Linked DNA regions of Homo sapiens: region 2 is linked to region 1. The links are chromatin contacts, found by POLR2A ChIA-PET in ENCODE. All regions are on one chromosome and are shown on one strand. The core of a region is the stretch at or near the end of the contact, and the rest is flanking DNA. Distances in the headings are between cores, read along the strand shown. Region 1 has its middle 76 kb from the start of BIRC3. Region 2 overlaps LOC124902740 (a long non-coding RNA gene).

The links. ChIA-PET counts read pairs that join two places held with the same protein, here RNA polymerase II (POLR2A).
Region 2: POLR2A ChIA-PET joins it to region 1 with 10 read pairs in A673. The contact joins two enhancer-like sites. POLR2A ChIA-PET finds 5 or more read pairs at or near these places in 2 of 52 experiments (A673 and BJ).

The regions. Positions count from the first base shown.
Region 1 is chr11:102,239,144-102,244,567 of GRCh38, reverse strand. No RefSeq gene overlaps it. Among named protein-coding and RNA genes, the nearest start is that of BIRC3, 76 kb to the left of the region's middle. Within about 2 kb of position 2,212, at least 4 of the 41 ENCODE cell types and tissues checked have a DNase peak (open chromatin) inside an H3K27ac peak, as active enhancers do.
Region 2 is chr11:102,475,071-102,480,494 of GRCh38, reverse strand. All of the region lies in intron 1 of LOC124902740 (a long non-coding RNA gene), which reads right to left. The region is part of intron 1 of LOC102723838 (a long non-coding RNA gene); the gene reads right to left. Among named protein-coding and RNA genes, the nearest start is that of TMEM123-DT, 25 kb to the right of the region's middle. RefSeq lists a silencer at 3,545-3,594. Within about 2 kb of position 3,479, at least 13 of the 41 ENCODE cell types and tissues checked have a DNase peak (open chromatin) inside an H3K27ac peak, as active enhancers do.

The DNA of each region.
Region 1 (5,424 bases), core at 963-3,462:
GTGCCTGACATACATTAAGCTCTTAATAGCTTAGCTGCTATTAGTAGTGGTAGGTTTTTTTGTTTTTTTTTTTTTTTGAGACGGAGTCTTACTCTGTCATCCACGCTGGAGTGCAGTGGCACAATCTCAGCTCACTGCAACCTCTGCCTCCCAGGTTTAAGCGATTCTCCTGCCTCAGCCTCCCAAGTAGCTGGGACTACAGGTGGGCACCACCACACCCAGGCTAATTTTTGTATTTTTTAGTAGAGATGAGGCTTCACCGTGTTGGCCAGGCTGGTCTCAAACTCCTGGCCTCAAATGATCTGCCCGCCTCAGCCTCCCAAAGTGCTGGGATTACAGGTGTGAGCCACCACGCTCGGCCATTATTAGTGGTATTAACTCCCCATTGTCCATTCCAGTTCCTGACATATAGCAAGCACCTCACCACCCATTTAACATACATAAATTAAACCATTTATTCTAGAGAAATAAGAGAGAGAGCAAGAGAGAAATAATGTTTTAAAAGCCTGGGCGATTCCACTGACCTTTCCACTCAATAAGCACAGGTTTCAGAGTGAGCCTGAAATGGGCGATCTGGACCTGCTGTTCTTCCATTGCTATTAGCCCTCTAAGTGCCTTTCAGAGTGTGAACCTTTGGACGAACTGTATTACAGGCAAGGTCATGGGAGTTTGAGAGCAATTTTGACTCTGTGGTTTTTACCAATATAGCTATAGGAGAAATTCACTGGGAGTGAAAAGTGTAAGACTCTGTCCCTTGTTAGCTACATGGCTTTGAGCAAGTCACTTTGTCCTTCTGGGCCTCGTTTTTCTCCCTAGAGATCTGCAATTCTTTCTTTTTCTTTGTTTCTTTTTCCTTCTTTCTTTCTTTCTTTCTTTTTCTCTTTCTTCCTTTCTTTCCTTTCTCTTTCTTTCTTCCTTTCTTTCTTCTCTTTCTCTTTTTCTCTTCCTTCCCTTCCTTCTCTTCTTTCTTCCCTTCCCTTCCCCCTTCCCTTCCCCCTTCCCCCTTCTCCCTCCTCCCTGTCTCTCTCTCTCTCTCTGTCTCTCTCTCTCTTTCTTTTTTTGAGATGGAGTCTCATTCTGTCACCCAGGCTGGAGTGCAGTGGTGCAATTTCAGCTCACTGCAACCTCTGTCTCCCAAGTTCAAGCAATTCTCCTGCCTCAGCCTCCCGAGTAGCTGGGATTATAGGCGTCCGCCACCAAGCCCGGCTAATTTTTTCTATTTTTAGTAGAGACGGGGTTTCATCATGTTGGCCAGGCTGGTCTTGAACTTCTGGTCTCAAGTGATCTGCCTGCCCTGGCCTCCCAAAGTGCTGGAATTACAGGCGTGAGCCACCGTGCCTGGCCTGCAATTCTCTCATTTCGAGACCTGGCTGAACTCTGCCTCACACCTCCTTGTGTGCTTTTGTGATCCTGAGGGATCCGGCTCCCGAGTCCTGACCATATGGGGTCACTCCCAACTACCCTGCTCAGGCTGCCCTGGGCAGGGTGTCAAGGGTCTTGACCTACAAATATCATGAAGCACTTGTAACCCTCCCCATGCCTGGGATGGTTCAGGGGAGGCTATCAGTACCAGCCCAAATGGTTCACTAGCTATGTGAATAAGTGGTTTTGGAAACCAGTTGCCATTTATACCTTAGCTCAGAGGGAAAACACTTCACAGTAGCCAAAGAAAAAGAGGGTAGGGCTGTAAAAAGTCTCCTCTTTCATAGATGCTGGTTCTGGGGATTAAAGAGCTCTAGGAGTCTAGCTCAGGCTTTGGGGCATCTCTCCCCACACCCCACCAAAAATAAAAAAGACCATCTGAACGTTCCTTTTTCTTTTTTTTTTTTTTTTGAGACAGTATCACTGTCACCCAGGCTGGAGTGCAGTGGCACCATCTTGGCTCACTGCAACCTCTGCCTTCCGGGCTCAAGCAATCCTCCTGGCTCAGCCTCCTGAGTAGCTGGGACTATAGGCATGTGCCACCACGCCTGACTACATTTTTTATTTTTTGTAGAGACGAGGTCTCACTGTATTGCCCAGGCTGGTCTTGAACTCCTGGGCTCAAGCGATCCACCCACCTCGGCCTCCCAAAGTGCTGGGATTACAGGCGTGAGCCACCAGGCCCAGCCTCAGCTGACTTTTCAGTCAGCCTGGCCTTTGTTCCAGTTATCCCAATCCAGGGAGATTTCTCAGCCTGGCAACTCATCAGGAACAGCTGGACGGATGCCAACAACAGCCAGTTTCTCTAGTGCACTGTAAACAAGGTGTGAAGTGCTAATCAAACACACGCGTGGCATTTTGGTCAGTTTTTCAAAGCACAAAGCCAGTTGGAGAAATGAGGTCAATTCGTGCTAGAGATGAAATAACAGAATTGCCAACATTCTCTTATTGTGCTTATTAGGCAGGGATTTGTATTTTATCCACAGAGAGAAAGGTTCTAATGGGATTCGCCCTGCATTTAAAAATAGCGACGTGACAAATCATTTAAATCCATGTTTTGTATTTGTATTTGGGATGGTTGCATGTTTTGGTTTCTTCTATTTTGCTTGATTTATTTATTTATTTATTTTATTTATTTATTTTTTTGAGATGGAGTCTCACTCTGTCACCCAGGCTGGAGTGCAGTGGCATGATCTTGGCTCACTGCAAGCTCTGCCTCCTGGGTTCAAGTGATTCTCGTGCCTCAGCCTCCTGAGTAGCTGGGATTACAGGTGCACGACATCACTCCTGGCTAATTTTTGTATTTTTAGTAGAGACAGGGTTTCACCATGTTGGTCAGGCTGGTCTCGAACTCCTGACCTTGTGATCCACCTGCCTCAGCCTCCCAAAGTGCTAGGATTACAGGCGCGAGCCACTGCGCCCGGCCTTGCTCTTGATTTTAAAGGGGTTGTGGACTGGTCTTGTTATTTTTGGGGTTTCCTGTGTGTTGTGTTAGAGTTTAATGAGATCAAACACACTCTAGAGTTGCCCATTAAGTTCACCATCTAAATCAGTTGTCCTTTATGGTAACACAGGATTCACAGAGCAGCAATCTCTTTTTGGGTCAGGCAGCAACCTTTATTTGTGCTCTGCACTTCACCCACATGTTTTTGTCTGGGATATTTCCCCGATCCCATTCTTCTGTTGTTTCACACTACTTGTTGTCCTTCTCTCCCACACCTAGGCAGTTCCAAGCCTGAGCCTTTTCTCTCCCACTGCCACAACCACCATCTCCTCACCCCTGCACTGCCACTGTAGTTTCCACTTGGCCCCACCATGCTCACCCCCTCCCTCTAGTTCATGTCACACAGCAGCTAGAAACATCTTTTGAACACACTCACGTGACCACATCATTTCCCTACTCAACACTCTTCAATGACTTCCCATTGCTGGTACTAGTGACTCAGCAACACTCCATGACACTGAGCTCCTCTGCCCATTGCACCTCCTCCTGCAGGCAGGGGGTCTTGGAAATATTCTAGAACAATATGTCTTGACATAGCAGCCTCCCTCTTCAACAGCAGAATTATACTGGTGAGCCTGGTCTCTCTGCTGCCACTGGTATATAGCAACCACACCAGAGCAGGGTTCGACTGAAGAAGTGTCACTTGCTCACACTGGCTCTTGATGTCTGCACGCCAACTGCACATCACTCCCGTGCAAACAACCCACCTCTCCTCCTGGGCAGTGAAGGGTCGAGTGAATCTTTGCATTAGCACATACGGGATTCCTACTGATCCTTGTTGGCATGGCCACACAAAACACATTTTGGACTCTGTGAACTTATGCTTCTATTTTCTGACCACTGGAATGTGCATTTTCCCCCAATGATCATGATACTTTTAATTCCTTAAGGTCTGTTTTCCCACTAGACCATAAGATCATACTTTTCTGGCATTGCATTTCCAGGCCTAGTCCAATGCTTGGCATGTGGTGGGTGCTCAAACGTTTATTGAAAGCACCTAGCAAACAGTGACAGATATGACTAAACAGAAAATCTAGATTGGCCAAAGCATTTCCCTTTTCTGACTTCAGTTTTGTTCAGGCCTTTTAGTTGATCCATTCCTATTCAATGACCCCTAAATGGGCTTGCCATCTTTGGCTTTTGAGTAGCTGCTCTTGATAGCCTCATGATTTTAGATTTTCCATAGTTTTTCTTCAGGTAAGTTTCACAAGTCAGGAATCTGCTCAGACGGCAGCTTCCCTAATTTTTATCTCTGTACAATAAATTCCACAAAATTATTTCCATTCTGCCAGGTGTGGTGGTTCACGCCTGTAATCCCTGCACTTTGGGAGGCCAAGGTGAGTGGATTGCTTGGGCCCAGGAATTTGAGACCAGCCTGGGCAATGTGGTGAGACCCCATCTCTAAAAAAAAAAAAAAAAAAAAAAAAAAAAAAAAAATTAGCCAGGTGTGGTGGTGCATGCCTTTAGTCCCAGCTACTCGGAGACTGACGTAGGAGGATCAGTTGAGCATGGGAGATTGAGGCTGCAGTGAGCCGTGACCGTGCCACTGCACTCCAGCCTGGGCAACAGCAAGAGAGCCTGTCTTAAAAACGAAAACAAAGTTATTTCCATTCTACAGGACCTACCACATGGGCAGATGAATTATCCTATTGGGGAAACGGATTCAGTCATCTTTGAAATCATCACCTCTCCTCCTGTCTTCCATTTGCCAGTTAGAAAAAACCAAAACAGATCCACAGTATTATGGGAGCAAATCAGAGGTACTCTGAGTTCACTGTTAATGTCTGGAAAGGTATATGCAGCTGTGTTTTTTCTCTACTTGTGTGTTCAGCCCATTTTTGTTACCCTTTGGGTAAGTTCAATCATAATTTCCTCAAAATGTGATGTAATAGCCTGGACTTGAAATAATTTTTGCTATTATTGTCCTCTAGTTTGACAGACCTTCAAAGGCCTTCATTCGCATTGGATATTCAGATTTCTCACTCTGGAATTCAAGCAATAGGCAGCACATGGTGGTAATCGGTCAGACTCTGGAGCCAGATTCTTCAAATCCTCTACTCAGATATGTGACCTCTATGTAAGTTTTTTAAAAATTTGTATTATCTTTTAACCAGCAAAACTAGGATACTACCAACCTTATTGGATTGTTGTGGGGATTAAATGAGTTAATAAGAAAGTGCTTGGGAAAGTGCCTGGCATATAATGGGCATTTGAGACATTATCATTACCTGGTTCTGGTCTGCCAAGAATGTAAACCCCAGAAGGGCAGGAATTTTTGTCTATTTTGTTGCTTACTGTATTCCCAGGGCCTAGAATAGTCCCTGGCACATATTAGATACTCAAATTATTTGCTGAATGAGTTAATCCATTATATATTTATTTATAGCTCAGCCAAACTATAATACTCCCTGATATGGTTTGGCTCTGTGTCCCCACCCAAATCTCATCTCAAATTGTAATCCCTATGTGTTGAGGGAGGGACCTGGTGGGAGGTGTTT
Region 2 (5,424 bases), core at 2,230-4,729, 230 kb before region 1:
AGAATTAATATCTGGGAGGAGGGTATAAAGGAGCTTAGCAAAGGCAACAAAATTAGGAATATATTGGTGGCAATAACTAGCTGCTCCTAGAAATTTACATAGATGTTTTTTTGGGAGGGGAATGCACAAAACTGACTCTAGGCATTTTGGGGCGAGCTTTTGAGTGCTCTGAGATATGACAACCTAGCAATTCAATCCTACATAAGTAACAGTTATTTGCACCCACTGAAGTTTAGGTTGGAAGGCTTTATGGCCTCTGTTGAGCTAGTGCCTTTAGGAAAATGAGGGAGTCTGGAAGAGTGGGTTGCTTAGTTCAGTAACAAACTAAAAGATCATATCGGAATAATGAACAAGAGTAGAGCCTTGGGTAAAGGACACAGAGTCTAAGCTGACTTTAAGGACTCGGGAAAACACTGAAAAGGACTCATGGTATCCCTGACCTATATGAGTTCATGTTCATTTTCTCCCTCTAAATGTGAATGTAAAGAGAAATTTTGAGTCAGGGCGCAATGGAATTGAACAGAAAATTGAGCAGATGTCAATCATTGTAAATCAGGCTGTATCAGCAGAAATTGAAGTAGAAATGTCAGCTGGATTAGGGACTAAGGGGTGGTGAAAAATCACAAAGGAGTTTATGGGCTCTTAGATCTTGTACAAATCAATAGATTTTATTCCTGTCTGAATCAAATGTTCCTTATTTCTTTACTGGCAAGATTAAGGTATTACAGAGTAAGGAAGGAAATAAAGACAAGAACACCCTCTGTAAAAGACAGTCTATTATAAGTTTGTTGACCTAAAAGGAAGAAGCTGAGGCAAAATTAAAGAGTTTTTCTGTGCCAAGGCTGAGGATTGCAGCCTGATTCCAGGTTGCCTTGGCAAGCCTTTGGGAGAACAAAGGAAAGGCTCAAGTTTTTAAAGAAAAAGGACGAATCAGGAGAGGGAGTGATTACAAAATACGTTCATCAAGAATTCTCACTGATTTACAGAAACACATTGGTTAGTGATTGTCTATACGTTGTTAAACTATAGGGTATATGACATCTTATGGCTGTATGGCATCAGTTAGTCTATAGCTCATATAGCACATATAGCTTCAAGAGGTAATTCTTTAGCTCAAGGGCGAATGAAACCTGACTGCTGTTATATTATAAATACCTCTCTGGGCCTGATAATTTAAAGGAGTTTGCATTCCTTAGATAAAAAGGGTTTTTTTTTTTTCTTTCTTTCTCAGGTTTAATTTCTTGCTCTGCATTTTGTGAGAGGGCATACTGAGCTACTATCAGGAAAGATTTATTCTTTTCCAGGCAATAACTACAGGCTCCACACACAGTAGCAATTCAATCTCATTGGCATGTGAGGCTGGGAGATGAGTTGAGACATCTTTAAAGGTTGCTTCCTCTTCAGAGGATTTAAAATCAAGATGAATTTCCATTAGGGAAAGGAGGAAGTCTAAGGCCAGGGAAATAAAAATGCTTCTCTCTTTACATTGTATAACACATCTCCACCTAACAGGTTTGTTGGTGAGGACTCAGAAACTAGAAAACCTTGACTGAAAACACTCCCACAGGGTTGACAAGCATTGCATATTGGTTTCTAGAGAAATACAATTATAATTCAGCATTAATCAGGCTGCACTTTGGCCCACTTCCTTGTTGCTGAAAGGCACATAGCACTAGAATCTGAGCATCTGCAGATGTAACCACATTGTTCCTCTGGATAGGATTGCTGACATTAGGGTTGTAAGACTGTTTAAGAGTTGATTTGCATCCCCATTATTCCTACAGACAGGATCTCTGACATAAGAATCATACGTTTTGTTTCATACCCTGAATTCCAGCATAGAGGAATGGGATCAGCATGAAAATACAGCTTCTTCAACTCCCATGTCATTAGTTTACCCTGTACCCTTCAACCAATCAACAATCTCCACACTTTGGCCTACTCCAAAATCCTTAAAAACCCTAACCCCAAAATCCTCAGGGAGGTGGATTTGAGGTTTCCTCTCATCTCCTCGTTTGGTGGCCCTACAATTAAACCTCTTTCTCTGCTGCCCCCAATATGTGTCTCCGCATATTGATTTGCTGTATACATTGGGCAATGAATCTATTAGAGTTACATGATGGGTGTTAAGAAGGCCTAAGGGTATTGCAGTGGCCTGATACATGGGCAATGAAATACGTTGCCCAGAAACTCCAATAGCTTGAATAGAAGCAGAGGTGACAGGGAGAGAGATCCTCTGAGCAGATGGTAGGGACAGTTGCACCAGTGGCAATTAAGTATTACAGTTCCCAGCTGGCCCTGTGGCCCATGTCTATAGTCTGAGGCTGAGACAGGAGGATTGCTTGAGCCCAGGAGTCCAGTCTGTGCAACATAGCTAGAGTTTGTCTCTTATAAAAAAAGAAAGAGAATTTCAGTTCCCAATCCTCTACTGTAAGTTTAATAGTGGGATCTAGGGGGTGACTGAAAATTAGCTGACCCCATCAATCGATGGGGTATTGTCCCACAGAAGAGAGAAAGCTGACCTTGTGAAGGTGCTGGGGTCTAGGGAGATTGTTATTTAAGCTTTCCTTTCTCATAAGTCTAGGACAGCTGTTTTTCCAATGCCCTTGTTTTTTACAATATCTGCAAACATCTGAAGACAAAGCTCTGTGGTTGGGGAGAAAGGTGAGTGGGTTTTGAGTTTTCCCTGGAGTTATGATTTTGTTTTTGTAAAGAATCAATTTTCAAAGCAAGTACTATTGACTTTAATCCGTTTTTCCTCTTATTTTCCTGCAAGTTATTTTTAAAGAATTGCATAGCTCCTTCTATAATAACATTCAGAGAATGACCTGTCCAGCCAATGACACTATTTTGGATTTGCCTCTTTGTATCAGGGTGATTTCTAACCAAGGCAGAATTTAAAAATTGTTCATGTCCTAGGGCTTCAGAATTTAATGCAGTGAACCTTTCAAAAGTTTGTATAAATCATTCCATATAGGCCTTAAGATGTTCCCCTTTCTTCTGAGTACATAATTCAACCCTAGACCACTTCACCTTAGAGGAAAAGGCCTCTAATATTGTCCCTATCAGGCCCCATAACTCAGCCATTTCCTGGTCAATTGTAGGAGGACCTGGGAGAAGTTCTGGCCACTTATTCCCTCTAGAGGTAAGACATTCATTTGGGGGCTTTCTGGAATGTCTGATAACCACAGTATAATCATGGGTGTAAAGAACACCCCTTAGTAGCCAGTGGAGGTTCCTATGAATGGGGTTATAAATGGCCACTAATCTTTCTAACTCCTCTCTAAATTTGATAGGCTCTTTCAAAAGTGGAGACAAAAGGGCTTTGTAATTTAGAAGATCTGTTTCTGTCCAAGGGACATGAATTCTTTGCAGTAGGGATCCAGGATATATTCACAGGAGGCATTGTATAGGAAGGTCTGTGGCTGAGGAGTCTGATTACAGAACACCAGGAAGTAGGAGGAGTTGTAAGGTACAGCAAAGCAAGACTAGCTGCACGTACCAGGGCCTGTGCCAGGTTTATTTTCTGGCTGTCAGCATTGACACAAGTGACCTGTATACTCTGAGCCTAGAGATCAGGCTGGAGTGCTCTCTGAAAATTTTGCAAGGAAAGGAAAGATAAAGCAGGCAGTTGATGTTTAAAGGATTTTCTAGGGAAGCTGGAGTTTTAGAACTTACATAAAAATTTGTGGAGGAGGTGGGACTGGATTTGGAGGAGAGTTTAAGCCAGTGGCCCAGAGATCAAAAGATCTTCTGGAGGATCAGGGACTGGAAGTTGGAGATAAAGGGGTATATAGGAACTGAAATTGTCTCCTTGCAAGTTTCACCCATTGTTCTTGGAATACATGTTTGCCTTCTTCACATGAGAGATTCCATATTTTTCAGAGAAAAAGATCTCATACTTCTCCCACCCTGAACCACTTTTCCAAGCTCCGTTCCTCCAATTCTTACTAACATGTTCCTAGACCTTTCACCATCTCCTTACATGCCCTGTTCTCAACATCCTTCTGATATTGAACAAAATATTCAAGAAGAGCTGTGAAACAGATGAGTACAACATAATTGAAACTGATAGCCTTAGGCCTATTCTAACAGTGTAAACATTTCAGAGCTCAGGGAATCCCTAAAGATGATCTAGTCTAAGCCCTTTACTTCACAAATGAAGAAACTGAAGTTAATTACTCATCAGAGCAAGGCACAAGACAGGCTCCTGGTCCAGTAGATAGTCAGGAGTGGACCCAAGCCTGGAATTTCAAGTTAATTATCTTATTCTATTTGAATTCTTATTCTGATGCAACACGGAAAACCCCCTGTTAGATCTGCAAGATCTAGCTCCCTGCCAAAGACTATTTATTCTCTCTAAAGAGATGATGAAATTATTTTAGAAAGAGGGCCAAATGTCCTATTTGAGAGGAATAATTTATAGTCATTTTATCTGTTTCTCATGAATTATCAGCTTCTTGGTAGCCTTTTAAAGAAAGGGTTAATAAAATAGTTTACAACTTGTTAAAAGAGCTATAGAAAATTATATTAAGTTCTTATATAAACTCTTTGTATGATACTTAAATTTTTTAGGTCAAACATAAACTGAATCTCAGTAAAAATTATAAGACAGAGGCAATTCAGCTTAAACCATAAGTGGTCCATGTCATACATCTTTTATCTCCTATAGAGAGAAAAATAAACTTAAGACTAATTTTTTAGAACAAGAAAGGATAACCCATTTGCATCCCTATTTATCACTTCCTTTCACTGTGTTCACTTTTTTCAGGAAAAAGTAAACCAAATCAAGTAGAAAATGTCAAATTTTTAGTGAAGACATTTAAACACTTCAAAAGGGTGAGCAGTTACATTCCTTTTAAAGAATTCTATCTTAATATTGATGAGAGAATAGTTAAAAAAGGATCATAAGGCCTCCTTTGCATGTAATATGTATAACGTATAGTGAGACAATTTGTAAATAATCTAGTGAAAAACTGGTTTTACTAATCTGTTTCCCTAAAATAAATCTGCCTATTTGTAATTGAGAACTTCCTGGAAAATGAACAATAAACACATAAAAGTTTTACTTTTATGTGCATTACAAACTTCGGCTGTCAACAATTTGCACAAATTATTTTGGGAAGAATCTTCTTATATACTCTTCCCTCTGAAAGACTGGTAATTTAAAATAGGAAAATGCACAATCATACAGTGTTAGAATTGCATTAGAGAGTCACATAGAGACCACTCTAGATTTTTTTTTTTTTTTTTGAGATGGAGTCTCACTCTTGTGGCCCAGGCTGGAGTGCAGTGGTGCAATCTCGGCTCACTGCAACCTCCGCCTCCTGGGTTCAAGCAATTCTCCTGCCTCAGCCTCCCGAGTAGCTGGGATTACAGGCATGCGCCACCATGCCCGGCTAATTTTTGTGGTTTTAGTAGGGA